2 separate regions of the Mus musculus genome follow, and region 1 is linked to region 2. The links are chromatin loops, found by intact Hi-C in ENCODE. Cell type or tissue: heart. All regions are shown on one strand. Each heading gives the region's core, and the rest is flanking DNA. Links, peaks and the distances in the headings are about the cores only.

Region 1 (2,907 bases), core at 168-2,667, 74 kb after region 2:
CAGCTATCTGTAACCAAAGTCCCATGGAATCCAGTGCCCTCTTCTGATGTGCTACAGACATGCAAACAAAGCACCCACATAAACTAAATAAGTAAATATTGTCTGTAGGTTGACACTAACATCTTTATTAGAAAATATATTTCAGCTTAGAAAAGAAAAAGTCAGGTCTGTTTAGTTTCATCTTCTCTTTTCTGGGATGTTAAGTAGCTGCTTCTCTCTGCCCTTGATTGCTCCCCTTTCCAATTCCATTTGCTACAGTGCAACAAAACATATTTACCTTTCATCATGACTGTCTTCGTGTCTTTGTAAAATAGACCTTCCACTACACAGCTGCTTGAAAATCTTTTGTCTTCTTCCTTGCCAACAAAAGGAATTTAAATTTTAATTTATGATATTCAAAGCCATGAAAAGGCCTAGCTGCAAATTACCTGTGTCTTCTCATCTGCATCAGCTTCCCCTTTTGTCTTTGCTTCTCTAAGCTGGAGAGCCTCCACTACAGTTTTGCTGAAGTTTTTAATCACAGCTCAGCCAGGCTGCAAGTTGGTGTTCTCCCTTGACTTACAATAGTCTCCTTTCCTCCTGCTAGGATCAATAAGTAATACACAAAGATTTACATGTTACAACACTCCCTACTCCTTATTATCCCCTACTGTGAGTTAATCTTGTGAACTTACCATGTGCTTGGAGATTATATTTCTAGGCTTAGAGAAGATCAATGGTTTGGTTTATTATTTTTATTGATTAGTTAATTATTTTTCTTTTATTGAAAATAGATTCTTTTCTCATATAATATATCCTGATTATACTTTCCTCTCCCTCTACTCTCCCCAGATCTTCCCCACCTCTCCTCCCCTCCAGATCCACTCCCTTTCTGTCTCTCATTAGAAAAGAACAGGCTTCTAAGAGATAACAGCCAAAGATGACAAAATAAAATATAAGATGAAGCAAAAACTTTAATATTGAAAGTTGGACATAGCAACCCAACAGGAAAAGAGTCCCAAGACCAGATACAAGAGTCAGAGACTCACTTGTTCCCACAGTCAGGAATCCATAAAAATACTATATACACATAGTACTTAAAGTAGACCTTTGTAGGCCTTGTGCTTTCTGCTTTAGTTTCTGTGAGCTTATATACACCTTGCTTAGTTGATTCAGAAGACCTTGTTCTGGTGTCTTCCATCACCTCTGGCTCTTACAATCTTTCTGCCTCCTCTTCCAAGTGATTCTCTGAGTTCTGAGGGGAAGGTTTGACAGAGACCTACATTTTAGACTTTCTCTCTCTCTTTTCACATAATGTCTGGTTGTGTGTCTCTGCATCTGTTCCCATCTATTGCCAGAGGAAGCCTCTGTGATGGTTGGATAAGGAAGGCACTGATCTATGAATATAGAAGAACATCATTAGGAATCATTGTACTTATTATTTTTTAGACCAGTAGTGCTTGGTTTTACTTACGGTCTCTGGGCCATCTAGTCTCTGGTTCTTGGTTACCCAAACAGTGTTGGGTATGGGTTCCTTCTTGTGGAGTAGGCCTTAAGTCAAATCAGATATTGGTTGGCTACTCCCATAAATTCTGTGCTATCATTGCCCTAACATATTTTGCAAGCAGGACAGATGTAGGTCAAAGGTTTTGTGGCTAGGTTGGTGTCCATGTTTCTCTTTCGATACCCTGCAGAGTACCTTCCCACAACAAAGAGACTAGAATGTATGGGTAAAAGTTCCATGTCTGCTCAATTTGACTTCTCCATCTTCAGTGAGTTGTGTGGGTATTATTCTCAGCAATGGGGCTCTGCTATCAATTTCTGGAAAACAACTTTCTGTCTTAGCAACAGCCTGGGTTGTTTGGGAATTTCCATAGGATCCCCCTTGGCTAACAACTCAGTTGAATGCAACATAATTCCATCACTGGAAGCCTCCCCTGATGACAAGAGATGGCCAGTTGAAACTGTATTCCCCATTACTAGGAGACCTCATTAGGATCACCTTCCTAGATTCCAGGAAGTTTCCACTGCACTAGGTTTTCACACCATCTCCAAAATACCCCCCAGTTTCAACCCTTTCTCCTTGTACTCTCTCTCCATTCCATCTCCTCCTTCCTTAGTCCCCCCTCCCATACCCACTCATCTCCAGTCCACTTGTAAACTTTATTCGATATCCCCCTCCTAGGAAGATCTCAGTGCACACCACCCCCCAAACCTTCCTGGTTTCCTCTTTGGATCTACCTAATCTCTTTGGGTCTATAGATTGTAGCTTGGTTATCATTTACTTAACGGCTAATACCCCCTATAAACAAATACATATTATATTTATCTTTCTGGGTCTGGGTTACCTTACTTGGAATGATATTTTTTTTCTAACTCCATCCATTTGCCTGCAAATTTCATGATGTTTTTAACAGCTGAGTAATATTCAGTTGTATGAATATAATTTAACTGCTCTCCCCCAACAACATACAAAATGCTCTTACATTCTTTGCTCAGGTCTCTCAGTGCCAATATCTTATGTATCTATTGTATACTAAGTATCATAGCAAGGAAGCTGATCCTGGCTGGCAGTATTAAATTTTTGCTCAGTTTTATGACATTTAGATTGAAGTAATCACTATAGATTGTTGGAACAGGACAGAAGCAGGGGTCAGTTAGGAAACTTACATTAGTCCAGGCAAAAAGTGATAGTGGCTTGCAACAGATTGGGGCAATGCAGGAGATCGTTAGTAATCAGATTCTGTTATGTTTTCTAAGTTCAAGCAAACAAGATTCCTTGATAAAACCCTTGTGGGATTGAAAGAAAAAAAATCAGTGTTTCTGTAGCCATCCATGAGATTACTAAATATATTGCCAGAACAGAGTCTAGGAAAATCAAGAATTTGTTCTAGGGCAGGTTATGTATCCAAAGTTCTATACATATTT
Region 2 (2,907 bases), core at 206-2,705:
GTGGCAGCAAATATTTTACCAATGAAGGAATCAGTGAATGTTTGTTCAGTATTGACCATCTGACAGTGGTGAGGCTGAGAATAGGGCCACCTCCCGACCTCTAGTGGTTGTGCTTCAGAGGAGGTCAGGACTCTGGGTTCCCATCCACTCTTCCCTTGCCCCAGGCCTTCCTTGATCTGAATGAGGACACTGGTGGCAAATGGATGGCTTCAAGGAAACCAGAAACAGTAGAGTAGGCTTTGTAATTTATACACAGCTCTCAACTCTTGACTCCTCATCTCATCTGTTAGCATGTAGGTTAACTCAACATAAAACACCTGGGTAGGAGTTCATCTTCTGGTCACAGAGCCAGTAGGTTATCTGGTAAGTAAGTCATCCTGGTCTAGTCCAGTCTCATGGACTTCCTTTTTGGCCTGAACTGAGTTTCTGAGAACAGCTATCTGGGACTGCAAGTACTGAATGAAGTGGGGGAGGGGGGAGATCCAGCTCACACTGTGGCTGCCTGTGGAGCTGTGGCTCAAAAATAGTGCCTAGGAACGAGGAAGAAGGTTTTCTACTATTCCAAGCAACCCAAAGGGAGCCTGATACTCCTTGGGTGGTCTGGACAGAGTGAGAAGGTGCCTGATAGGACCCTGAGGAGAAAGAGCATTGTCATTGCCAGATGAGGTTGAGTTTATTCAAGTAGTTCAGGACAGGCAAAGTGAGTTGACCTAGAAGTCCTCCCTTCCAGACAAGGGCTTCCTTCAGAGGCTTCCTCCATGGCCCTTGCTGTCTCCCTATGGTTCTTAATCTCACCTAATCCTTTCCTCTGCCATGCTAGTGATGAACTCAGGGCCTCTCTGGCTGCTAGGCATGCGCCCTAACACCAAGCAAGATACCCCTCCTCACACTCAGCCCTTGGGATTCTAGGCATGCCATGTGACCTTGAGAATGGCTCCAATTCTCTGCGGACACCAGCCTTCCTATCTGTGATATGGGAGTGACCGATTCAAGAGATTTTCATTCTTTTCCTCAGTTGACTCCACGAGGTCTGGCTAAGTACTCTGGAATAGGGCATCCATTCCTTTGCCTGGCAATTTTAGGTTATTTCACCTGTCCTCCAATGGCATAGGTCTGGCACCTGCGGCTAGTTGTAAAAGGACTTGTTCATGCTAAATTTCTCAGTGCACGTTTAGCTGACTAGGAGGGAGGGTACGCTGAGGGACTGAGAGAAAGCAAAATCCCGAATCCTCTTAGGTACCTCCTTCCTTATTGCAAACAATCCCACTATGAGCCTAGCCCCCCTCGACTCCTGCCAAATTCCCACACAAACTGTGCAGCCGCAGATGCAGGCGGGAGGCGGGGGCGGCCTGTGCGCGTGCGTCGGAGCAGAGTCCTCTCCCTCCCACGTGCGCGCTCCCGGAGGAGTCGCGCGCCCCAGCGGGCTGGCGGGAAGGCGCGCGGGAAGCCCCCAGCTGCCTGCTCGGTGTGGGGGGAGGGAGGACGGGAAGCGTCCGGAACGTTCCATCGTCGGAGAGAACTGGGGTAGTTCTCGAGTCCCGTTCCCGTCCCCACCGTTCCCCTCGGCCGAACAATCCGTGAAGTTTCCCCCTTTCTCACACCGAGATCCGGAGCCCCGTGGCGCGGCCTGGCTAACCTCCCCCCCTCCACTCTGAAGCAGGCGGTGTGGCCGGGAGCGCATCCCCTCTGCAGCCGGAGCGGGGCGCTGTGGCGCGCGCCAGGGGCCGGAAATTCCCGCGGCCTGAGTGGTTGGCGGAGCTCTAACAGGGGAGCGTGGCGCCGCCTTCCTCCTTCCCGGGCCGGGCGGGGGCGTTGGGCACCGCGAGGGCCGGGCTGCCCGAGTGGGTGGGGGGCCGCCGCGTCAGCCAGCTGCAGCCGGGCCGCGGCAGGCGGCGAGCGCGGACGACGCGGCCGCTCCTCCTCAGCCGCCCGGCGAGCCGCGAGCCCCCCCCCCCCGGCGGCCCCCGCCCCCTGGCCGTCTCCGCCTCCTTCCCTCACACACCCCCCGGGCCGCCCGGGCCCCAGGCCTTCCCGGCGCTCCTCCTTCTCTCCACACTCGCTGCGACCCGGCTGCTCCTGCCGCTCGCCTGCCTCGCAGCCTCCGGGCCGATTCCTCTTCCTTCTCCTTCCCAGGCTCTCCTTTCACACACACACAAGCGCGCGCCCTGGCTTGCTGGGCCGCCCCATTTTCTCCAACCCTCCTCACCCTCACAGTCCTTTAAACGCCGCCGTCAGGGGTGGGCGGAGGATTGATGTCCCTTCAGCATCATGCAGCCGCCGCCGAGGAAGGTAAGGGCGCAGCTGGCGGGGGGCTTTGGAGATTTGGGGGGTGGCGGTGCGTACAAAGAACGCGGCTGGGGCGACCGCTGCGCCCCCTCCCCCTTCCCGCAAGGGACCGTGACCACTCTAGCTTCTTGGCTTGTCAGAGTTGCCGCCCGCCCCAAGCAGGGGGTCGCGTGTACGGGGTGTCTTTCTGACGGAGGGGCGGCCAGTGCTCCTCAGTACTAGGGAGGACACCTCCCTCCCCCCGAGACACTCGCTGGAGTTTTTTTTTTTTTTTTTTTTCTTTCGGGCATGCATGTGTGTGTCTGTCTGCATGGCAGTGCTGCCCAGAGCAAAGTGCATTCTCAGAGCTGTATGGGGGAGAGGCGGGGGAGCCCCTGCAGATTTGCAGAGCCTTGTGCGTGACGGATTGTTTAGTCTGCGCCAGGTTCGAGCCCTCCAGTCGCTTGTCGACACTCCACCCATTGGCAAATTCGCGGGGGGATTTGTTTCAAGTCTCGCCTCAAGATTTGGCCTTTTTTTCCCCCCACGGGGCTGCGGAAAAGAAGTTGGAACGGTCTCCGCCCTCCCACCCCAAGGGAAAGCAAATTAAGGATTGACGGGTCCTGCTTAACCCCCACCCCC

The links. A loop is a pair of places that touch in the nucleus more often than their neighbours do. Peaks named below come from ENCODE experiments on the same cell type or tissue, not always from the same donor. Only the 100,000 strongest peaks of a DNase experiment are listed, where the experiment ranks them.
Region 1: it touches region 2 in a loop (2.0-fold over the local background); 2 of 42 quality-filtered maps call a loop at or near these places.

Annotation. Positions count from the first base shown.
Region 1 is chr7:101,180,905-101,183,811 of GRCm38, forward strand. All of the region lies in intron 4 of Fchsd2 (FCH and double SH3 domains 2), which reads left to right. Among named protein-coding and RNA genes, the nearest start is that of Fchsd2, 74 kb to the left of the region's middle. In heart, for the core only: no CTCF peak of the experiment used is centred there; no DNase peak of the experiment used is centred there.
Region 2 is chr7:101,106,751-101,109,657 of GRCm38, forward strand. Fchsd2 (FCH and double SH3 domains 2) reads left to right here and starts at 2,025. Exons shown (of 20, transcript NM_001146010.1): 1 at 2,025-2,289. The coding sequence starts at 2,269. In heart, for the core only: a CTCF peak has its summit at 1,685; DNase peaks (open chromatin) are centred at 541, 861 and 1,661; H3K4me3 peaks cover 2,214 bases; H3K27ac peaks cover 2,269 bases.